Regions from separate parts of the Mus musculus genome. Here regions 2 and 3 are each linked to region 1. A link is a loop called in an ENCODE intact Hi-C map of the cell type or tissue named here. Cell type or tissue: heart. All regions are shown on one strand. Region 1 has its middle 12 kb from the start of Gja8. Region 2 overlaps 4930573H18Rik (RIKEN cDNA 4930573H18 gene). Region 3 holds the start of Gja5 (gap junction protein, alpha 5).

What was found. Hi-C counts contacts between places; a loop is a spot of excess contacts. Peaks named below come from ENCODE experiments on the same cell type or tissue, not always from the same donor. Only the 100,000 strongest peaks of a DNase experiment are listed, where the experiment ranks them.
Region 2: it touches region 1 in a loop (2.8-fold over the local background); 20 of 42 quality-filtered maps call a loop at or near these places.
Region 3: a loop joins it to region 1, with 4 times the contacts of the local background. A loop is called at or near these places in 8 of 42 quality-filtered maps.

The regions. Positions count from the first base shown.
Region 1 is chr3:96,934,038-96,942,037 of GRCm38, forward strand. No RefSeq gene overlaps it. Among named protein-coding and RNA genes, the nearest start is that of Gja8, 12 kb to the left of the region's middle. In heart, CTCF peaks have their summits at 2,392 (motif pointing right) and 4,848 (motif pointing right); a DNase peak (open chromatin) is centred at 4,864; H3K4me3 peaks cover 334 bases; H3K27ac peaks cover 1,560 bases; H3K27me3 peaks cover 2,395 bases.
Region 2 is chr3:97,058,197-97,066,196 of GRCm38, forward strand. All of the region lies in intron 1 of 4930573H18Rik (RIKEN cDNA 4930573H18 gene), which reads right to left. Among named protein-coding and RNA genes, the nearest start is that of Gm31120, 12 kb to the right of the region's middle. In heart, no CTCF peak of the experiment used is centred here; DNase peaks (open chromatin) are centred at 4,825 and 6,045; H3K27ac peaks cover 5,636 bases.
Region 3 is chr3:97,029,895-97,037,894 of GRCm38, forward strand. Gja5 (gap junction protein, alpha 5) reads left to right here and starts at 2,508. Exons shown (of 2, transcript NM_008121.3): 1 at 2,508-2,591. In heart, no CTCF peak of the experiment used is centred here; no DNase peak of the experiment used is centred here; H3K4me3 peaks cover 2,901 bases; H3K27ac peaks cover 4,106 bases; H3K27me3 peaks cover 3,511 bases.

The DNA.
Region 1 (8,000 bases):
GAAACAGAGAGACACACACAGAGGCACACACACACAGAGAAGAGAGACAGAGACAGAAAGACAGAGAGAGAGATGCAGAAAGAGACACACAGAGAGACATAGACACACAGAGAGAACATTGCTCTTCTTTTTTGAAGGTATATTTTCTATCCTTTCTACAAAGAGGGAACTTTGCAAGATTTTTTCCCCTCCCTCTTCTTATTTTAAAATTGCTTGTCTCGGTATCCGCAAGATGGCTGTTGGGCCTGTAACTTCTCACCTGGAGCAACACTGTGCTTCCTACTGCTCATCTAGGCATCTAGGCTGACCACCTTCTTTTTAGACAGGGTCTCTGTGTATCCCGGACTGGCCTGAAACTGGCTATGTAGGCTAGGCTGGCTGCACAGAAATCTAGCTGCCTCTACCTCCTCAGTGCCGGAATTAAAGGCATATGCCATCACACTTGGCTCCAACCTCTGTCTCTGTCTCTCTCTCTCTTTCTCTCCCTCCCTCTCTCTCTGTCTCTGTCTCTTTGTCTCTTTGTCTCTCTGTCTCTGTCTCTCTCTCTCTCTCTCTCTCTCTCTGTCTGTCTCTGTCTCTCTCTCTCATTTCATGTAATAGGTCCTGAACTCACTGTGTGATTGAAGATGACCTCCAACCCCTCCTCCGCTTGCCTCTACCTCCCAAATGCTGGGTTATGGATATCCACTGTCATCTGTGACCCGAGTTGACTCTCTTTCTGTGTATTCCATCTCTTATGTCTCAGTGTGCATGGATGGCAGAAAAGTGAACCCCAGTGACGATGGCCACACTCTAACTCCTGGAACTTGTGCGTGATATGCTGACACATAGTCTGCTAACCAGCTGACTTTGATATGAGGACAGTATTCTGTGGTGCATTTATGTGTGTGTACATGCGCGCACTTCTGCATGACCACAAAGGGGCATGTACGTGTGTGTACATCCATGAAGACGTTAGAGGCCAACTGTGGGTGTTATCCCTCAGAAGCCATTGCCATGTTTGTTTATTGAGACAGAGTCTATCACTTGGCCTGGGGATTTCTGATTAAGCCAGGTCAATAAGTCTTAGGATCCTCTTCCTAAGTGTCTGCCTTCCTAGTGCCGGGCTTACAGGCACCACCATGTGCTTGGGGGAGCAGACTCAGGTTCTTATGCTTGCAAAGCAAACGCTTTCCTGATTAAGTTCTTGCCCTAGTTCAACCCTGTTCTTCTTCCTCTTCCTCTTCCCTTTCCTCCTCTTCTCCTTCCTCTCCCTCCCCCATGTATGTATATATGTGACTCTGTGCACACATTAGGAGTCGACATGAGACATATTCTCTTCACCTTTCACCTCTTGAGACAATCTCACTGAACTTGGTGCTCGCCAGCTGGCTGATTGGCTGGCTCTCAAGCCCCAGGGGTTACAGGCACGTGCTATCACACCCAGTTGCATGTGGGTGTTGGGGGAATCTGAACTTGGGCACGCTGGGGCAGGCTGAGTCCCAGGCTATTATTCTTAGAGGACTGATGAGCCTGGCCTAATTTCAGGGGTCCTTAGGTGGAGAAGGGGAGACAAAAACGAGGGTGAGAGAATCAGGAGCACACAGAGGAAAGCACTCTGAGTGGCTGCTGGTGCCTTCGGAGGTAGGCTAAAAGCAGAGGATGTGAGCAGCTCCCAGAGGCTGCCCCTGAGCTTTCAGACAGGAGCAAAGGCTGAGGTGCTCTGTTATCTCAGTGAGAGTTTTACTTCAGACTCATAACCTGAACCCCAACATCCCCCTCTGATCCTGGGAAACATTTTGTTATGCAAAAACCAGCTGCATAGTCTGTAGAAATAAAACCCGTTCAACCTCTGGGGTCGAGCTCCTGGGTCCCCACACCTTGTATATTTTGGTTGCAATTGTCCTTCCTACAATTACTCAAGTCTGGCCTACAGCTGCACCTTGGCTGACATTCATGACAAGTAAAACTGCAGCCAGGGACAGTTGCCTTGAATTAAAAAGAAAAGAAAGGAAGAATGGGTCTTTTCCCTTTGCCATTTCATTTTATTTTGCCTCAAATAAACATATTGAATGTGTCAACATTTTCCTGGGGAAAATGTGGAAATGGAGGCAGGAAAACTTCATTGCCTATGGTGCAATTTAGTTAGTCTGTCAATCATGAAGGGCTTCAGTTCCCTCATCTTTGAAGAGGGAATAACGGCAAACAAGAGGGAGTCCCCAACTGCAGTCCCTAAGCCCCCGGAGGCTCCACGTAAAGTTACCATTCCTTGGAATCTTAGCCTCTAATATGGAAATAATAGTGACACATTCCATCATTGAGATGTTTGGGGGGATTTAATAAGATAATAATACAAGCTGTTAAGACAATTCTTCAGAAGCAAGCTTGAGGGCGATCTACATACAGTTCTACCACTAGATGGCACCATCAACACAGCCAGAGGATAAACGACTCTGAAGTCGGTCTCTGCATGAAGTAAGTTTCACAGTTCCAAAGAACTTGCCTTTTTCTTACTTTTTGTTTGTTTGTTTGTTTGTTTGTTTGTATGTGTTGGTTTTTTTCTGGTGTGGTGTTGGGGATCAACTCAGGGTCTCACATATGACACGAAAGTGCTCCTATACTTCCTGTAGAGTTTTAACTTTTTGATGTAAACTTTATTGTGGTCAGAACTTGTCTCAGGCTAAGTAAACTGTGCTGGGGAATGAGTGGAGGTTGGGTCTGGAAATCAAAACAGTCTTTTTGAAACACAAACCTAGTCATGTCCTTCCTGTACTTAAACCTCTCTGTGGCTTGCTATCAATGAGTCACTCATGGACCTGCTGCAAGGCACCTGGAAGGGCAGGAGGAGGAAGAGGAGGAAGAAGAGGAGGAGGAAGAGGAGGAAGAGGAGAGGGAGGAGGAGGGAGAGGAGAGGAGGAGGGGGCAGCGTGGGGGGTCAGGGGCAGCTTGGGTCTGTAGCATGGTGCATGGGGGGGGTGTTGCTCATCTCTTACTCCTGCCCATCTCTTGCCACTGATGTCTTTGTACTCAACTCTCAGCATCTGCGACCCGTTGGGGTCCCGATTCCCATTACCCTCCTTCTTACTGCCAAGCTTCTGCCTATGCAATGCCTCTACATTGAACCCTGACTCATGTCTTGAGGCCTCATTGAAGCTTTAGTTTCTCTTGAAAGTCTCCTCTGACCCTACTGTTCTCTTGTTCTCGATGGTTCATTTATGTGTCTGTCTCTCCCACCAGTGTCTGAGATTGCTGAGCACAGGAGATCCATCTTGCTCAATCTAGTTTATGAAGCCCTAGCAAAGGAGAGAACCTGGTGATGTGTGCGGTAAGAAGCTGAGTGTGAGCAGAGACAGGCCTTCTGGGTAGGTGAGATGTAGGAGTGGAGATGGAAAAGCAAGACATAGCACTGCAGGTTCTCAGGAGTCAGTCATTGGCTTCAACTGGGGCACAGGGGAAGTTTTCCCAGGTTTTCTTCTAGGTCCCGCAGAAGACCAGGGTGAGATTCTTCACATAAGTCCCAGGGAGACTCTCACACTGGGCTCAGGGTTGAGTGGTCCTGACAATGGCTTGCTTCTAAGGGTCATTTTGGATGACCTTCATGGTGTCTGAGGTTGACATTTCTAGCTGCTCACATACCTAAAGGGAATGGTCCTACCAGGGCTGCCCCTTAGTGAGGGAAAGCACCAGGCTTTATGAGAAATCGCTCTTACTGCATTTTCCTTCCAAGCCAGTCCCCCAGGCGTCTAAACAATGCCTCTCCAGGCAGCCTAGCACAGCTGTCATAAAATGCAAGTGAAATCGGTATCTATGGAAACGGGCTGGCTCCTAGCTCCCTTTTGCCCGGCTCACTCCCTGCCTGTGGCCAGGATAGGTCTAGACTTCAGGCCCTGCCCTCAGATGACAGGGCTGTGTCTGTGCCACACCATCCTCCCAGATCCACCTGCTTCTGACTTTCTCTTAACAGAGGCAGGGGAGCACCTGTGGGGAGGGCGAACTTGCTGGAGTCCAGACACAATGACTACGACAATGTGTCTGCACAGACACAGGGAGAGCTTGGTGGATATTAGCCCCGGTTTGACCATTGGAGCTTCCTTCACCTCTTGAGAAAGCCTGGACCATTACATGGTCAGCACGGTTTACTCCCCAACTCCTCTATCCACCCAATGGCTGGGTGTGATTTTTCTCTCTTCTGCCAAATTAATTATTCATTAGAGGTGCACATGTGATGTTGCCTGATTTAAGAGGTTGATTGATTGATTGATTGATTGATTTGGGTTTAAAATGAATGAAAACCAGCCTGCTTCAACATGGCAGAATGGCCCCAAATGGGAGCAAAGATAGAGTTTTCTTTTCCTCTTCAGCCCAGAGCTACTGATTTATTAAATCATGAAAAAAAAAATCTGCCCTCCCCAAGGACAATCTATCATCAAAATGCATTGCATGGGCTGGAGAGAGGTCAGCTCTTAAGGGCACTGGCTGCTCTTGCAGATGACCTGGGCTGGGTTCCTAGTCCCACATGGTTGCAGCCATCTGCAACTCTAGTTACAGGGGATTCAGTGCTATCTTCTGGCCTCCATAAGCCTCGGGTATGCCCCCAGTGCCCTGACATGCAGGTGAAGCACTCACACACATAACATAAAAATAAATCTATCTTAAAAAAAAAGATCCAACAGGTCACATTGGAGCATTGTAGGTAGTTATATATCTTATCTGTGGGTAAAACGGGCTGAAAAGGTAGCGGGAGTGAGGCGGTGCCATTTACAGAAGCCATTGAACAGCCAGAAATCTAAGGAACTCATTTCAGCATGCCATTACCTCCTGCCTGGGTAATCGAGCAAAGAATCAGCCTGGACCATTGGTGAGCCTTGACCACGAGGGGGTGCTGCTGTTCCGGCTTTAGAGCCTGAGAGCATCAGGGGAACTCTGTCACACCAGAATAATGGGCGTGGAAATGAAGGGACAGGGAACGGCAGGCAGGAAGATGGGGTGTGCGTGTGTAACTTTTTATTCGGTGGCCACAATTATTCTGGTCTTCTAATGTCCTTCTCACTATCCTGGTGGGGTTAGGTGACCCTCAGGGATGGTTGTTGCTGTTGTTGGTAGTGGTGGTGGTGGTTGTCGTCGTCGTCATCTTCCTCCTCCTCTCCCTCCTCCTTTTCCCTCCTCCTCCTCCCTCAAAAGCCCCTCTCATAACCGTGATCTTTGTCCTACCATCTGTTGGTCTCAGTCCCAAATGACCAAATCCAAATACGCTTCTCTACTACATTCCTTCCCTTTACCCCTCCCAGACCTGCTTGCATTTCTGCTGGGCCTGCAGAGCCCTGCTGTGCCCCTGCCTGAACCAGGGGTGATAAGAGCAGAAGGAAACGTAGTGGGTGTAAGTTAGCATTGTTCAGAATCGATTCTAAGAGTTACACCTGAGATTGTGTGAATTTGAGTCCCAAGCCTGCAAATCCCAGACAGACCTGCTTGCAGGAAGTCCCTGCTACTGTGGGTTCTAATGCTAAGGGAGGCAGTAGGGAGGAAGTCTCCTCTGCTGCTAGCTGGATAGCTGAACCAACAGAGACTTCAAGTTCTTGGGCAAGGCTCCATTCTTCCCTTGGCCTATTGTAAAGTCCAGAAGAGTGGAAAGTACCGGGGAACTTCTGTCCTAGGCCCGCAGCTGTATTTTCATATCCTCCAGATTAGAGTCTTCTAGGGAGACTGCAGTCGTGGCTTATCACCGTGCCTTAGTATTTTCTGTATTTCTGGGCTCTGTCGGCAATCTCAGAGCCCACTTTCTATCTACAGGGAATTTGGCTAATTCTTCTAAATCTTAGTTTTTTGACATTTGAGGTGGGGAATGACTGTTATGGGGACTTAATGAAATAATCTATGTAAAGAACTTGGCCCACAGACTGGCTTTTACTTGGTGACAGACACTTAGCCAGCATACAGTGAGGGTAGGGGCCGGGGAGATGGCTTAGTGGGTAAAGAGCTCACTTTGTAAGGGTAGAGATGTAAAGTTGGACATAGAAGTCTGTAATTACAGTGCTCCGGAGTCAAGATGGGAGGTGGGAACAGAATCCTTGGAAGTTTGAAAAGGAGCCAACACAGTGTAGGCAGCACTTCCACAGTGTGGAAGCTGAGGACTGATGCCTGAACTGGCCTTCTCTGACTTCCATGTGAGTATTGTATCACGCACATGCCTACGCTCATGTGTACCTCACATGTATGTGGGCATGTGAACGAATTCACCCACCCCAAGTATTTATAATTAAAAATTATTTCATGTACAAGTGTTTTGCCTGCACGTATAGTGCACCAAGTGCATCCCTGGTGTCTGTGGAGGTCAGAAGAGGGGGGGGGGTCCCTGGGAGCTGGAGCTAGAGATGGTTGTGAAGGCATCACATGGGTGCTGGGAGCCAAACCTGAGTCCTCTGCAAAAGGAGCGAGCGCTCCCAACTGCTGTGCCATCTCTCCGGCCCCAGAAAAACTTTTAAAAAATGCAGTGAGGATAATGCAAAGCCAGGTGTTTCACCTCTGCACTTTACCATTCTTGCTATAGGATCTCAGGAAAGCTGACGGGGTTCATGCGGCTTAGTTCCTTTCTGTATAAAATATAATTTAGGGTCTGGAGAGAGAGCTTGGGAGTAAAGACCGTGCTTAGCCTGCACAGGGCTTGGGGTTCAATCCGAAGCATCTCATTTAAACCAGGGGCTGGGAAGACAGAGCAGTCGTTAAGAAGGCTTGCTGCCTCATCCTGAGGACTGGAGTTTAGATCCCAGCACCCACGTGCTGCAGATGCTTGTAATGCTAGCTCCAGGGGATCCGACACCCTCTGTAGTGGTTTCAGTGAGGATGTGGATTCTTGGTTTCCAGTTAGTGAAACTGTTTGAGAAGTATTAGGAGGTGTGGCCTTGTTGAGGGAAGGTGTGTCTCGGGGGTGGGACTACAAGTTTCAAAAGCCCACAGAATCCCCAGTTGGCTCTCTCTATCTCATGCTTGTAGTTCATGATGTAAGCTCATAGCTGCTGCCCCAGTGGCATGCCAAGATGTCTGCTGCCATGCTCCCATCATAATGGTCCTGGGCTCACTCTCTGACACTGTAAGCCCCCAATAAACCCTTTCTTATGCAAGTATCCTTGGCCATGGTGCCTCTTCACAGCACTAAACAAATTAGCTAAGATACCCTTTTGTGATCTCCATGGGCACTTTTACACACATGTGTACCTACATAAACTCACACACAAATAGTAAAAATAAATTATTAAAAATTTAAATAAGTTAAACAAGGTAGCTCAATAACAGCACCCTAAGGTAGTTGCATGGACCACATAGCTAACATGTGCAGACTATCAGAATAGTATTGGCACGTAGTCAGTACCCAAGAAAGTCCAGTCCTTCTGACCTGTGTCACTGTGGCCTGGATTAGCCAAAAGAATCTGCAAAGCCATGATGCATGCTTGGCAGGAGAGTTAGTTTTTCTTTTCACTTTGTACTAAAACGAATCTGTATTTGTTGTTTGGACAACTGATGAACCCTGTGTTTTGGTAATTTCTTACCCCAATAAGCCCGTATAAAAAACACACAACTTAGTTATTGTGTTTATAAGCTATATGCCTAGGTTGGGCAGATCTATCACTGTACTAATTTATTCCTCATCTATGAGACCTCTTGCTACTTGGAGCTTCTCCAGGCCATGTGGTTCTGCTCCATCTTCCTTCCACTTCCTCCTTCCTTTCCATTCCCTACTCCTCCCTTACTCTATAAAACCTCCAGCCCCACCTTTCTTTCTTTCTTTTTTTTTTTAAAGATTTATTTATTTATTATATGTAAGTACCCTGTAGCTGTCTTCAGAGACACCAGAAGAGGGCATCAGATCTCATTACAGGTGGTTGTGAGCCACCATATGGTTGCTGGGATTTGAACTCTGGACCTTTGGAAGAGCAGTCGGGTGCTCTTACCCACTGAGCCATCTCACCAGCCCCAGCCCCACCTTTCCTTTCCACTGCCCAATCATAGGCTCTAGCCTTTATTGG
Region 2 (8,000 bases), 120 kb after region 1:
TACTGTGTGTTCCAGAGTAGCCTTGGCATTAGAGAAGTCAAAGCATGAGCCCTCAAGCACACAGTGGGCAGCGGGGATGTGGGTGCATCAGGGAAGTCAGGCTGTAGAAGCTCTCCATGACACCAGGCAGGCAAGCATGTCTGAACATACCTGAGCAGCCAGGGACCACAGCCCCTGATCTGAGTTTGTAGGTTCATCTCCAGACTCAGTGGAGGAAGACAGATGTGGGCCAAGCTAAGCATTTAACAGTTCAGAGCCTCAGTGCAGTGCAAGGTGGAGATGTTTGTAAGATGCAGTTGCCTGTAATATGCTGCTGAACCATCAAACTAAACAGGGGACCGACCAATAGTGAGAGCTCCAGGCACCTCGATAAGCCATGGTAGCAGATGAGGAGACTGTTTTGTCATGAAGCTCAATGGTACTCTGAAATGACTCCTTCACCTATAGCCCTGGGGAGGTCATGGTTTGGTAACAAGGCTCAAGTTCCTCTGTTCCCACCCTTACCTGGCTAAGTTTTCCATTACCCGGATTCAAGGCCCTTGGAGACATGATACTTGATAACCAGGGTCCCCCCCTCCCCCCGAGAGAAGACTCATGTCTGAAGACTTCGGGGAATGTTCATTTTCTCAAGCTCTGTAGCCTAGCCAAGGCCCTCAAGGTGAAACCAAGCAACAAGGGGCTCAGGACTGGGTAGGAAGTTATGTTATACCTTCCTAGGATTGCCATTTAAGTGGGGTGGGACAGAGTCTGGAGAGCCTTAAGCTTTTAAGTATTCGATTTGAAGGTATGCACTTGAAAACCAGCATAAAAACATGTGTAGGCTCCACCTGGCTGGGTGAAGGTCAACTTGATTTCAGTAACGGTAATGAAACCAACTTGCAGTTAATCCTTATGGTTTGCTGGGCCCTGGGACGAGGTTTTACATGTTACCATTTCATCCTCGCAATAATCCCATGAGCTCGCTGAACCTTCACCGATGAGGAAAACTGAGACTCAAGGAAGACCCAGACTTACTCAGCCAGCCCACGCCACAGCCCACATCTCTGTCTATGTTGTCTTTCTCTTACATGTTTATCACATATTCTCAGGGGGAAAGGGAAGCCAGAACATTATGTGTACAGCATGCGTCAGCATGTTAAAGTAGGCACTTACAACAACAAAAGCTCTGGAGCCACACGAGTGAAAGCAGCTGTGACGGGGTCTTCCAGGGGGGTTGCTTTCATTCTCTTTCCTTTGTGAGCTATTTTAGTGTTACCATGTTATTTTTAAAATAAAATTTTCATATATTTATATTCAATCTTTGGACTAAATTTGGTGCCACCCTGGGTGGCTTCCAGGAGCCGCCTCTCCCCACGTCCACTGAGCTTAGACTTGAGAACATTTCTCTTTGCTTGAGCTTTGACCGCACCCTTAAATGGAATAAGGTTAGCAAGAGGCGCCATCCTGGATGCAGGCTACGACTGTGGCAGCAGGTGTTCTGCTGGCTGTGCACTCTGGAAATGGCTGTGCACTGGAGGGGGTGGGAGGCTGGCTTGCACCCCTTGGTATTGCACACACCTTCTGTGTGGTGAGTGTGAACAGCGGTCTACTCAACCACAGGTCAGGGTGTGGGGGCAGCCATCACCTGGGAGGATGGCAGTCTGACCTGAGCCACTCAGGACTTTTCAGGACCGATTGCATTACAAGGGAGAAGGGCTCGGTGGGGCAAGAGGGGAAAGGGCACCTGCTGGTTCTCAGAGCAAGGCAGGGGGTGGGGTGGGGGACCTGGGGAGGACACATATTCAGGAAGAGCTCTGAAGAGGGGGTTGTACTTGGGTGGCTTTGAAAAAGGAATGTGATTTTGTTATGTCAAGGGAGACTTTTGAGTTGGAGAAAATAATACAAGTTTATTCTTCATACCACCCAAATACCACACCACACACCACTTCATACCATGCCATAATCACACCACACCACACACCACATCACCCACCATACCACACCACAACACAACGCACACACCCTACACCCCCCATCACACACACACCACATATACCACACACACACCACATAACACACACCACACCACACACACCATGCCATAACCACACCACACCACACATACACCACACACCATATCACACCACATGCCACACCACACACCATATACACCATGCTACACCATACCACACTCCATACCACACCACACGTACCATACCACACACATACCACAGCACAACACACAACACACTACATACCACATTACACACCACATACACCACACCACACCACACCACACCACACCACACACCATACACACTACGCGCCATACCACACCCCCAGCAAAACAAATGACAGAGTGGAATGGTTTGTTTCAGAATCTGAGAGAACTTTTGAGAGGAACTGAAGGAGATGCAGAGGCCACGAGGATGATATACTTTTGAAAGACTAGAAACTGACTTTCTCTGGGGACTGTGGGGAGCCATGCTTCAGAGAGACTAAAGGTGACAGCCTTTCAGACCCAGAAGCTGGGAGAGTGGCCATTCAGGAGCTAGGAGTGAAGGCAGGACTCCAATCGTGGAAACCCAGGAGCTGGCTGGGGATGGGTGGGGATGACAGCAGAAGGCCAGAGACGAGAAGTTCTCAGGGGTCATTTACTCAACAAAACTGAATCCATTCGCTCATTCAACAAAAACTAGATGTGAGTTTGCTCTGTGCCTCAGAGCACCAGGACATGGGGATTCGGAGATAAAAGACACATTGCTCACTATCCATCAAGAAGGTAATAAGTATGTCAGACCCCTTTCAGTCTCATTTCCTGTCCTCCCACCTTACCCCCTCCTGCCCCAGCTACCCTACTCAACCTTACACAGGAGCAATGGGACAGATCCTGTCCTCACCAGGAACCTTCCCCATGACACTGTGGTAGGGCTCAGATCAGGGCTTGTACTAACACATGAGCAACCTAAATGTGCAGGAATCAAAGCAAGATGGGTTGAACCTCTGACTACTGGGGTGGGAGGGGGCAGAAGCCCTATACTACCACTGGTCCCACTACCCTGGCAATACTTACCCTAACCCACAGGGTTTCTTTGGGGTACAGGGCCTTTGGACTGATCAGCTAACCCCACTTGGACAATACCTGGCTTAGTTGCATCTTCCTATTGCTTTCACTTCTCTCCTCTTGAGCCCACTCTTGTCTCTAGAACTGCATACACTAATGATAAATCAACACACCGGCCTCTGCCTCGGTCTCTTTCAAATGCTAGAGCTGTTTGGAATCTAGCTCTTCTCAATATAACGTCATTGAGTGCAAGCCATGGCCAGAGAATTATTACCTCACTTGAACAACAAGTATATATGTGCAGGCAAAAATAATTTTGATGTTTGAAGTATCTGTCCTGCCTCTACATGGGTCTGTAGGGCCTCTCACGATGCCTTACATCAGTTTGTGTGATTGCACCTTTACAGGAGTCCGTGTCACACCGCACTTAGGACAAGAGGGGGCTGGTAAGAGATGCCTGCAAACCTCTACCAACTTGAAGCTGTCCTCGATGCCTTAGGTTTCTATGTGTTTCTGCTGCCTCACTTGGTACACAAGCTAGTTCTATTTAAAGACTTGTTTTCATCCCACAACTTTAACTACATGTATGAGGTATGTCTGTGTGGTGTACATGTGAGTGCAGGTGTCTGTGGAAGCCAGAGGCATTGTGTCCCTTGTGAGCTGGAGTTACAGGTGGCTGTGGGCCACTGGTGTGGTGCTAGGAGCTGACCTGGGGTCCTCTGTAGGAGCAGTACAAGCTATCAGCCACTGAGCCATCTCCTGAGTCCCAACAGACTAGTTTTTAAAATGACATGGTCTTCCTGCCTCTGGCTGCTTGTGTCTACTGACATGGCGCAGATAGAAACATCCATGAATCCCAGAACGTGCTCACTGTCCAGCACACACTCTGGTTGTGCAATGGTTCTTTCCAAAGAGCTTCTGTTCCCAGCAGTGCATCTGGAGTCTTCCTTGGGGACAGTCTAAGCCTGTGGCTGTTCTCATGACTTTGGGAGATATCCTGCACTTTCACACCCCCTTCCACACTGATAGCCCTCAGTGGCTGCTTGTTCCTTTCTAATTTTTCAGTTGGAAGTGGGGGGGGATATAAAAGAAGTGAGTCTCCCCTTCCTACTTTACCCCAGAATATTCTCAAAAATTTAGTTAAGTTAAAAATCACAAATCCACACCCACTTATTGGGGCACTATCTTAATATTTATATCAGACTATAGGTATTTAAAACACGTATTTACTTTTTTGTGTTCATGCATGCGTGTGTGTGTGTGTGTGTGTGTGAGAGAGAGAGAGAGAGAGAGAGAGAAAGAGAGAGAGAGAGAGAGACGGAGAGAGAGAAAAAGAGAGAGACAGAGACAGAGACAAAGAGTATGTGCATGTGTCTGTGTGTGTGTCTGTGTGTTTGTGTGTGTGTCTGTGTCTGTGTTTGTGTGTGCCCACAAGATGGTGAAAGAAAGTCTCGGTGCCAGTGTGTGTGTGTGTGTGTGTGTGTGTGTGTGTGTGTGTGTGTAGTCTGATGACAACTTGTGAGAATCGGCTGCCTACAGTCCTCTCCTTTCACGTGCATCTTGGGGATAGAACTCAGGCTTCAAGGTGAGGACTTTTACAGGCTGAGCCATGCATCAGCTTTTTGCCTGGAGTGGTTTCTGGCAGTGGAAAGTGGCCAAGGTCATGGTGGCTTTTCTCTCCCCTCTGGCTCTGGCAGGAGGGCTAAGAGTGTGGAGGTGTTGAGCTCAGGACGGCCAGGGCACTTGAGCGGTGAGAGAGAGAGAAAGGTGCCCTCTGACAGCTGGTCTGGGACCTGTCAGGGTGTAGAGAGAATGGCTCTGTGTGGCAGCTAAGCTTTCAAAGGGAAACACCTCTGGCTTTTCAAACACGGCCTCTTCTGTTTCCTCTCCCTGGCACCTACTTAGACCCTGCCAATCTGTCCCTCTTGCTTCCAACACTCTCCATCCACGCGCCAGCTTTCCTTTCCCACCCAGCTGGGCAGCTGAGGTAAATACCTGTGACTCACCAAGTGAACCCTGGAAAGTCAGCACACCTGACATTTCTTACTGTCACCCTCTCTCTCTCACCCAGGGGCCATCGGCTTCTGGAACTGGGAGGGACTACAGCAATAAAAATGAAACTCTTATTTTCCAGAAAAGAGCAAACCTTTTGGAACTCTGGTGCTGAGCAGTCATCTGATGCTGAGAAGTCCACTGACTTCTGGGAGCACTGCCTTGTGGTTGTCCAGCTTCTGAGCATTTCTACCCACCAACGTAGCAGGGTACTTAGGCTTAGTTGTCCTGGCTTCACAGCAGCAGGGTGCTTAGGCTTAGTTGTCCTGGCTTCACAGCAGCAGGGTGCTTAGGCTTAGTTGTCCTGGCTTCATAGCAGCAGAGTGCTTACTTAGGCTTAGTTGTCCTGGCTTCACATCAGCAGGGTGCTTAGGTTTAGTTGTCCTGGTTTCACAGCAGCAGGGTGCTTAGGCTTGGTTGTCTTGACTTCGCAGACTTGGTGGCAGAGTCCAACTTTGGTCTTTATGTGACTTCTTAGAGTTCTTGTCTCTTTGTTTGGAAGACAGAGGAGCAGTATCTAACTCCTCTAGAGAAGACATCTATGCCACCCTGGCCCCATAACTCCATGGTGGCCTAACAGTCCAGCCACTCATGTTTCCCTGATTATCTGCAGATAGCTTTTTTTTTTAAGATTTATTTATTATTATACATAGTACACTGTAGCTGCTTTCTGACCCACCAGTATAGGGCATCAGATCTCATTATGGGTGTTTGTGAGCCACCATGTGGTTGCTGGGATTTGAACTCAGGACCTTCTGAAGAGCAATCAGTGAGCCATCTCACCAGCCCTGCAGACAGCTTTTAAAAGATGCCTCCTAGTTGTTTGTTTGTTTGTTTTTTATCTTATTTTAATTTTTAGTTAACAGTTTTTCCTCAGTTGAGACCTTTGCTCCTGGAGTTTCCACCCAGCACGAGCTGCCCAAAGTGTCCCAGTTGCGTTAGACTTGGCAGCAGAGCTGCAATCAGAAACCCTGCTACTGCCCAGGCCAGGCACCCTGGGATACGTGCTGCAGGGACGAAATGACAGCCGGGTAAACTGCTGTTACCGTTATTCCCCTTTCAGAAGTTGAGACAACAAAGTGTGTTTTCTAAAGCCTCAAAGTTAGTTGGGGGTTGGGGCAGAGGTGGTTAGACTCTCATGTCTCTTTCTAGTCTGTTGTTTTGACCTATGGTGGGTCCAGCTTTAATGAGGTCCCTTCTGCTTTGTCTACCTTAGACAGTCAGAGAGGGAGGGATTTGATATGAATGTAAGCACTGGCCTGCTATAAGTTGTCCCCGTCTCCCTACAGACATCTTAATATGTTAAAGAAACAGGCACAGAAGAGCTCTGACTGGCAAGTGTTCTGAGGACACAAGCTTGATCCTTTAGTTCTGTATAAGGTTCTGCATCAAAACCACAAACATAATCTGCCTCCTGTGAGCCTGTCCTGTAGAGATGGATGATAGCCCAAAGCACGGGTTGCCCGCGTGGGAGTCTCCTGGGGAACTATTCCTAGAGTGGAATACAGAAACGGTACCTAAGAGTCATCAAGGAAGAAGAGACACTGAGATAATACTCAGACACAATCTTTTGCGATGAGTTCAGAGCTTTGTGTCTGTCTATATTCTTAGAGCCTAAAGCTTGAGAAAATATCAAACAGAGCATGTGTTTGGGTGCTGCACTGAAACACAAGAACACTTGTGCAATGAAGTCATAATGGTCCAGGGGTACATGTGGTGTAGTGGCTAAGCCCGCATAAAAATCAGCTCAAACTAAACCAAAGACCTTACCTGTAAGGCTGAAAAATTTTGAAACTTCCAGGGGAAAACATAGGTAAAAATACTACAAGATATGAACGTACTCAAAGACTATCTGGAAAGTGTTTCAGGAACACAGGAAATAAAACCAAGAGCTGACACATGAGATTGCATGGAATTAAAAATTCCTGCATAAGAGAGAAAACATCTTCAGAATGAAAACACAACTTATAGAGGGAGATGACATCTTTGCCAGCAACAAAACCAAGGGATTTGTATGCAGACTATATTAAGAGATCAAAAAAAAATAACATAACCATTAAATCCAATCAATAAATGGCCAATCTTAGTTTTCCACTGGACTGCATTTGGAATATACTAAAATCCAAGCTTCCAAGCACTCCTGTGAGGGATTTTCTTAATAAAATTATTAGAAGCACAAAAACCCACCCTAAATCTGGGCCTTACCTTCTGGTGGCACACACAGAAGGACATGGAGGAAGGAGGCTTTGTTTTTACCTGATGCCCACAAGCTCACTGGCGAATTTGTCTATCCTGTTACCTCAGCCAACATTAAATCCGACTTCTTCAAGCTTCCAAGGTAGACTGAAGTAAGCTTAGATTTTTAAAAACCTACTTTTAATAAGGGTTCTCGAATGCTTTGATACCCCTTTTAGCCCACTGTCCAAAGGTAGGGGAGACAAGATATATGTGGACCTGTTTAAAAGTAGTTCTTTGGGGAGACTCTAATCTCCATTTGTCAGGATACCAGCAGTCCAGTTTAGTAGTGTGAGGATAAAAAACACGAATCAGCGGCAGTGGGCAGTGGCACGATCCAGCAGAAACCACCAAATTGGCTGGATCTCACTTCAACCTGTGGGTATTCTGGTGGTCTTTGAGCAGCCTCCAGTACATTGGAAGAAACATATGAATAAGGAAGAAAAAAAGGAAGGGAAGAAGGAAGTCAAAGAGAAATTTGTGTGCTACTGACCATGAATCAGGCATTTATTAAGTCTGCATGTGATGTTCTTCACAGGATAGTGGACAGAGAAGGGGAGAAATCTATATACAAATGGACATCTACTCCAGTAACCAAGCTGTGTCCTCTGTGATAAAGAATCCAACACAATCGGCCTCCTGGGCGCGGGTTGAGAGTGGCACGATCCAG
Region 3 (8,000 bases), 96 kb after region 1:
AGTGCCATTTTTTAATGTGTGGAGCCCACCCGGAGGCCTCTCTCTAAGACTCTTTTTACACTGAATGTGAAGAAGGAGAGAGCATGGCAGAATTTCTGTTTTGTTTCCAGCTCTTGCCCTGAGTTCTTTCTAAGGCATTAGGTATCTGCTCATGATGTCCTTCTCTGGTTTGTGGTGACAGCTGTACTGGGTCCCTTTAGAAAATCACTCCAGACCTACAACATGAATGGCATTTTCCTTACTGTTGTTAGAATTCTTGACTTAGTCTCAGAGAGATTCTTGCAAGAAATAAGCCACTCTTCCCAAGTTCTTCCAAAACCTCTTAGTTTGTGTCCATCAAAATATTTTCTGCCTAGATGCTGTACTGAGCTTTGTGCATAGCTTCCTGGATGCAGCTTCCTGCAGTATCTCTAGTGGCCCCACCCAATTTCCCTACTGATTAATTCTCTGTTCTCCAGATAGGATGGTAGTAGTTTCCTGCTATGCCCTGAACTGTCCAGCCTCACAGGTGTGCCTACATCTAAATATGTCTTCTAGGTTCTCAAAGGAAAATGGTACTCTCTCTGTATCCCTGATGATCTAGCATTACATCACTGGCATTTAGTGTCTCCTTTGGCAGCCCCATGATCTGTGAATTGATATTCCATTAAACCTTCCCCACTTTCAGATCACCCCCAGGTGACACTTCATAGGATCTTAACCTGCTATCTCTGGCTAGAGGTAATAAGGTGTCCCCAAGTGCCTTGTTTTGTGGAGTGGCTATAAAGTAGGAACAAAGTCACAGCATGGAAACAGGGACAGCTGGGGACCCAGGGCTCTAATGCTGGCTTCAGGGCTGAACTCTATCCCAGCCATAGTAGGCACAGGTAGAGAGGAAGCAGGCTCTGTGCAGCACCACTCCATGCTGTATTCTGAAGTCATACCCACTGCACCTCCCATACTAGCCACTAATCTAACTCTTCACATATCTTCCTCAGTTCTCATGACAACCGCAGAAGCAGACATTATTACCCCCAGCTTACAGCTGAAGACCCTGAGCTTCATGGAGGATGGCTTGCCCAGTGTAGTTCTCGGCTATGGAGCGGCAGAGCCAGGATTTGAACCCAGTTAGATCGGCATAGGATATTCTGACTAAGGAACCAAGATTCCTGCATTTATATCAGAACCGTTTCCCTTCTCCCAGTCCCGTAAAAGAAGCCCTGTATCCTGTCCTCTCCCGCTGGCCCTCAGCTTGTTCACTGATGGAAAACAGTCTGTCTGTGACAAGCTCTGGCTGGGGAGGGCACTGAGTGGACAACTGTGGAACAAGAGGCAGACCTGTGCACTGGCCTGGCACCTGGCACCCACTGTAGTATATGACACCATTAAGGAGTCTAGACTGTCCCTCAGTTTCCCTGGCGGTTGCAAATGATGTCTGAGATTCTCTTCCTCAGCTGGCATAGCTGTGACCTCCGACATTTGTCCCAGCCTCTCTGGGACCCCAGCTTAATGCTTCAACAGAGGAACTGGTACAAGGTAGAAGAGGAGGTGGACTGAGGTGATGATTTCGGAATTTCTCTCCTGTGACAAATAATGTTCTAAGATCTCTCCCTGGTTCAGCTATTCTAGGGACAGCCACAGACTTCTTCAGTCTGCCCAAGAAGGTGTATGTTGTCATTGGCTAAAACCTAACTTGCTGAGCAACTGAGTCACCACGACCCTGTTACTCCATGTCCTTGACCCTCTGTTTCCTCAGGCATTGCGGAATGTGAAATCAGAAACTGGGATAAAATAACCCACGTCTGTGAAGCCCCTAGCTCAGTGTCCAGGCACACATAAAATGCTGTTTTCTGGTTAGAGGAGAAAAGCGAGAGGAAGAGGGATGGAGAACACTCTGATTGGTGGGGGATGCGGCTCCACATTTGGAACCCCAAGTTAAGGGGGTTTGACCATTCAGGTAAAACCTTGTACCCATTCTGGGTGCCTAAAGGCTGTGGCTTGGGAGAATTACCTTTTCCTGGGCTCCCTGAGGGTCTGCTGTGTGGGCAGACAACTTCTTTTCTGGTGACAGGAAAAGGACTGGGAAGAGGGGTTTTCCTCGGGGTGCTTCAGGAAGGCAGAATTCTGCCTTAGCGGCTGAGGGATGGGCAGAAAGAAAAGAAAAACCCAGGAAGACTGTGCCTGAGCCAGCTGAGCCAGCTGAGCCAGCTAGCAAGTGCATGGACTGCCGGATTCAATTGGATTGGATTGCGGATCGCCAAAACAAGGACAGCCACTGGGACAGGGACAGCGGGACAGGGACAGTGACGGCGGAGGGCAGCAGGGTGGGGGTAGGGTGTCTTTCTCGACTGGTGAGGAAAAGGGAGGGGAGAAGACTTTTTAAATGAGTGCAAAATTCTACGCACAAAGAGAGGGGAGGGAGGGACTCAGAGGGGGAAAGGGGTGGAGAAAAGAAAGAGGAGGAAGAAGTGGGAGGAGGGAGGGCAATGGGATACCGGTTAAAAAGAGGGTGGGCGGGAGCAACTAACAGGCTCAAGAGCAAATAACAGTGGGCAGTTGAACAGCAGCCAGAGCCTGAAGAAGCCAACTCCAGGGAGGAGGAAAGGAAGCAGGTAAGGGTGGACTTGAACTTTAAAAGCTACAACTACACATCAGTGGGAAGCAGCTCAGACAGAGACTTGCCTCTCCAGAGGCTGAGCGAGAAGCAAACCTCCCTCTGGACCTATGAGGGGACTCCCTACCCCTCTCTATTCCTGCCATAGTGAGGCTTGGCTAAATTAAGTACGGAGGTTTAGTGGTGCTGTAGAAACATGACTGGGGTTGGTTGACAATCTGCCCCCGTGCAAACGCAGTGCTCTGGGGGCATCTTAAGAAGTGGGTCACTAGTCCATTTCCAGGAACTTTTGTTTAGTGGGAATTGGGCCTTTAAAAACAAAAAACCAACAGTGTTTTCTGATGTTTTCTCTAGGCATGAAATCTCTTTTGAAATGCTTTCCACAGCATCTAGGAGAATGCCTTGAGTTTTTGAAGTTTTTTTTTTCTTCTTCTTCTTCATAAGGCATGTTGGACGGTTTAAAAAATATTCTCTGCTTAGCTTCCTGCTGCACCTCATGTCCCCACTGTGCAGTGTCCATACACGAGAATCCCAGCTACCCTTGAGGTCAGGTAAAGAGGCTAATGAGAGCCAGAGAGGTAACCAGAGGGAGGAGGCCCGCAGGGCTCCATCCTACCTGACAGCAGTGTGAGGCAGAGGCTGCTGTGAGTTCCTTGCCTCTCTTCTGATCATGTGGCAAGAGAACCCAGACTTGGGGATAGGAAACCTGGGTAGCTATGTGACCTTGGGCGTGACACTTCCTCCTCTGGTTCTCATTGTTCTCCCATGAAACGTTGGAAGTAGAAGGACCTTCTCTGGTCCAATTTGCAGTGACACCGTGAAGAACTGTGATTCCGTAGGCCCCAGTGCAGTTCAGAACCACTTAAAAAGCAACACTTGACACAATGGTTTAGGTTTACATTCTTAGTTCCCCTGGTTCCTGTACCCCCTCCCAGTGCCCATCAAGAAGTCACCATCGTAGGGACTCCTGGTCACTCCTCAGCTCATTGCTAAGGTGGGTGTTTCCTGGTCAAGGTTTAGAGATGCACAGCCAGGCTGGCCTTAGAGAAGAAAGGGCAGTGGAGAGAGAGAGACCTGAAACCAAGAGATGCTCACCAGAGTGGAGACAAGACCCTGGTGGGCAGGAAGCATCTTAACTGGCCTCACCCTGAAGCTAGCAGGCATACCAGCCTGACTTTCACAGTAGCAGGTTAAGTATGCTCCAACTTCTTCGATACCCTTTGTTCCCAGAGGCACAGCCCAGCCCAGAGCCTGATTCACTGCTAGAGGGACACTGCTGGACTTCCTACCTTCCCGTCAGGTCTCCACCCTCACCCCTGGAGCAGCAGAGCTGTTTGGCGCTTGTAACCCATAGCTGGCCCTCCAGGCCCTTTCCTCACTCCGCAGCTGCCAGCGAGGAATCCGGAGTGCAGAGTGGAAACCCCAAGAGGGATGTTTTCTGAGCCCTGTCTTTCCTACTCAAGTGATGCTCACAGCTCCTTGGTACTCACCAAGTCAGGTTGTTCTGCCTTGCCACTGTCTTGGAATTCCTGTAGTGTCTGCCTGGCCTCCTGACACTGGTCTCTGTTCTTATTTCTTAGCTGCCTCACTCCTATGCCCCCTCATACCTAAAGTCCTGGTTTAAAGTCTTAGGTCATTAAAACCGGAAGAACTCTCGAAGTGGTCGGTCAAACATAACTTGCCGGTGAAACACCCTGCTCTGCCCCTTATTCTTTGCTATGCTTCTTTCCTCTTTCCCTGATGCTTCCATTTAAGCATCTCTGCAGTCCTGAGCTTTGACAGACACCGCCCTCCTGCCCGCCTGCCCCTTCTCACCTCCCCTGGCTGGTAGAGGTTACAGACAAGAGATGGTCACAGACTCCAGCAGTCACAGAGGCTACCACAGTGCCACCTGGTCTCTCGGGTACTGGCTGAACACATCTCTTGGGGATTGCCAGTTAAAGTGGGACAGGTGAGCTGCCTGTCTGTCACTCAGGACAGAAGTGGGAGACCTGCAATGCCCTGAGCCAGGGGATCTGATGTCACTGAGGTCAAGTTCTCTGCCTCCCAGGGAAGGACTGTTCCACAGGGGATTTCAGCAGCTTTCTGTATGAATGAGTGTCCGCAGGCCCGGCTCTGGGCTCAAGGCTTGACTGAGCTAGCCAGAGAGGGGCGATGCTCTTTTTCCTGGAAGGCCTGGAGGTTTCTGTAAGAAAAGCAGACTTCCTTCCTATTGTGGAAAGAGGTTTACTTGTGAATGACAACCTAATACCACTTTCTGAATCAGTTGTTTTCTGACATATTAGCAAATAACTGGCAAGAAAAGATCCAGCAATCCATTCACTTTTTTGAGGATTTAGAGTCAGAGGGATTGAAATTGCAGAGAGATAAGACAGTGTCCCAGACATAGGGCAAAAGGACGAAGCAGGGTATAGGTCTGTAAATGAACTATGTGACTTGAGGCTAATTACTTAACGTCTCTGATCCACAGCTACAGGAAGAGAAAGCCTTGTGCAAGGCTTAGTTAGCATCACATAAAGCCCGTTTCCTGTTGCACATTGAACCCTGGGGTCTGGGTACATGAGTACAGGCTCCCAACTGCTGAGCTACACCCCAGCCTGGGATCTTAAATGGCCATCACAACCAACGACAAAGCAGTAAGGCCAAATCCAGCAGACCTGCTCCTCAGTCCCAGGTTCTTTGAATTATTCTTCATTTGATACAAAAACCCATTTCTCAATGAAGGCCAGCCATGGCATCCCATTCTTAGAAGGTACTGCTTGCTTTCATGATTTATAGATAGATTCTTCCCCCTATGACTATTCATGCCAACCCCTAAGCCGAGGGTTAGAAAGTATGATTTGTCTTTTAACTTTGCCACTCATCTGCCAAACCTCTCACAGCTGGGCAGGTTCCAGGCTCTCCAGATGCACCAACTTGGGACTGTCAGGCCTTGGCAAGCATTCCACCCAACCGCTTTTGTTATTTCAATACACTGTGGTTCAGGGAAAGAAATGCATCTGTCTAAAGCCACAGAAAAATAGCCAGAGCTGGAAAAAGCCTCCTTCAGGAGATGGTAACACTGGGTGTCCATAAAAGGCTTCCAGAATCCCGTGCCAACCTGAAAAGTTCTTGGTTCAGAACTTCAGGACAAGGCAGAAGTGGCCAACCAAGATGTCTCTGGTCCCCAGCTTACAAGAGATAAGTTCCCTTTTCTCTCTCCAGTAGACCTAGCATGCTTGAATACAAAGCCTTTAGCTATGAACACATTCAAAAGGCTGTAGTTCCTCAATCCCACAGCGCATGCCCTAGTGCTAAAGTATCTGTGAGGCAGGTTGGGCCTGCCTTAGGAGCAAGAGGAACCTGGTGTGAGCTGGCCTCAGCCTTCCTCAGTTTTGCTCTGAGTGTCTTGATGACCAGTGGAGCATTCATCTGTCTTACAGATACGTGAATGTCCTTCTAAGCTCTCATGTTTTCCTCACCCCTGACAGTTGCCTTCTGGTACCTAGTGCCAGGAGAAACTTGCAGTGCCACTAGCCTGTTTCTTGTATCTCCAAGTTCACTGTGATTGGGTGTAATTGGGTAATTGGGTCATGGATGAGGGGTTTTACTGGGGCCTCCAATGTGCCAAGTAGTGTTCTAGATGCTTCCACATATTCATAAATCTGTTAGTGCCTGTGATTAAACATCCCCACTTGGTTTTGATCTAGAAACTGAGATCACTTGACTAGAGAGCAATGAAATCAGAGTCCTGACCCTGCTAATTCTCAGAAACCATGAGTCCGTCATCTGACTATGACTGTCCTTATTGTTCTTGTCATGATATGCTAAGATGCCGGAACCTGCTGTTTGGCTAGCTAGAAGCCATCAGTAGACACCGCCACAGCCAAGAGCACTTACTGGCTAGTAAAGGAAATAACTTTCTATATGTGAATCCCGGCCAAATGGTGACAGATGCTGAAGAGTCTGGGGTCCTGACCACTGTAGGCTGAGGCCCCCCGAGGCAGTGACTAATGCAGGAATAGCTTAAGTAAGAGCTGGTCTGCCAATAACACAAAAGGTAACAGAAGAAACCCCCAGCTTCTTGTGGAACTGGATAAAATGAGCAAAGTTCCATTCATGGGTTGAGACTGGCACTCTGGACACAGGTTCATCATACTTTGTCAGTTGTAGGAGCTTTTCTGACTCCCTTGCACAGAGACATAAGGAGAGCGTGGGCTTTGGTCTCAGACTGATAAGATTCAGGTCTGTTGGCAGCATTGTCTAATCATGGGACTTTGGACCAGTTACCAAACCCTTGGACCTCCATTTTCTTTTCTATGAAATGGAACAATATGACTTCCACAAGATAGTCAATGGATGGGTTTTAAATCATGGTCTGAGAAGACTGTGCACATGGAAATGCTTCATGTTCTCAATGGTGCTGTGTGTTCTTATGGTCCCTGTTCTACAGTCATCTCATGTAAAAATAAGGGTCGAGGCTGAGTGATCCCTGTGTCTTTCAGCTGTAAGGTTCTAGGAGTCTATTACAAGACCATAGGAATTTGAGTATTATCATAAATAGAGTTTTCATTACTAATTGCATAGAAACTAATCAACTCCTGTGAGGTAATTAATAAGGACTTCCTGTTGTTTTGTTGTAAGGTACCATTTCTATACACTACCAGCGTCTAACTTCTGTTAACGTTTCAAGAAGAAAATGATTGTTTTTCCTAACATAATTCTTCCTTCACTCTGTCTGTCCCCTCCACCCTCTTGGCTTCAAAACAACAATGTGCCAGCAGGTGTCTCTGACTCGTCCAATCTGCCCTTGCCAGGATAAAGTAATTAGATTTTTAAAAGAGTCAATTATCTGCCATGGGCTTGAGTGGGAGGAGAGCTGTTTTGCATACAGCACGGCATCCATCTGTCTCTTTCCTCCTCTCTCACCTCCATCTTCCTCCATCTCCTTTATACAGTGATCAAGGCTCAGGCATGCTGGCCCCAGTCGACGTCTAATGCTGAGGAAGTAGCTCACAGGGCATGCTCAGTAGTGGCAGCTACTGTCAGGTGCCTGGTCACATACCCTTCGGAATTGAAATCTGAAATGTAAGAATTAAACCAGCTCCCAACATAACAATTGTCCCGTGAGCATCCAGTCACATCATATGAAAGTGGCTGACTTCTCCTGTGAGGTTTTGCTAAGGAAAGGAAGGACAGGAAATTCACATGAAAATGGAAATGAGCACAGTTGTTAACATGGGGCTTTGTTTCAGGTGCTCCAGGATCAAGTGTGGTTTCAACTTCGACCTCACTCTGAGCTCTAAACGTGGGTGAGCATGGCTTCTATTTCCTTAGCTTGCTGTGAGGCTCTAATAAAAGTAGTCTGCAGCCTCTACGTGCACATTCAGTGCACAGGTACTCAGTGCACAGGCATATCTCTCAATAT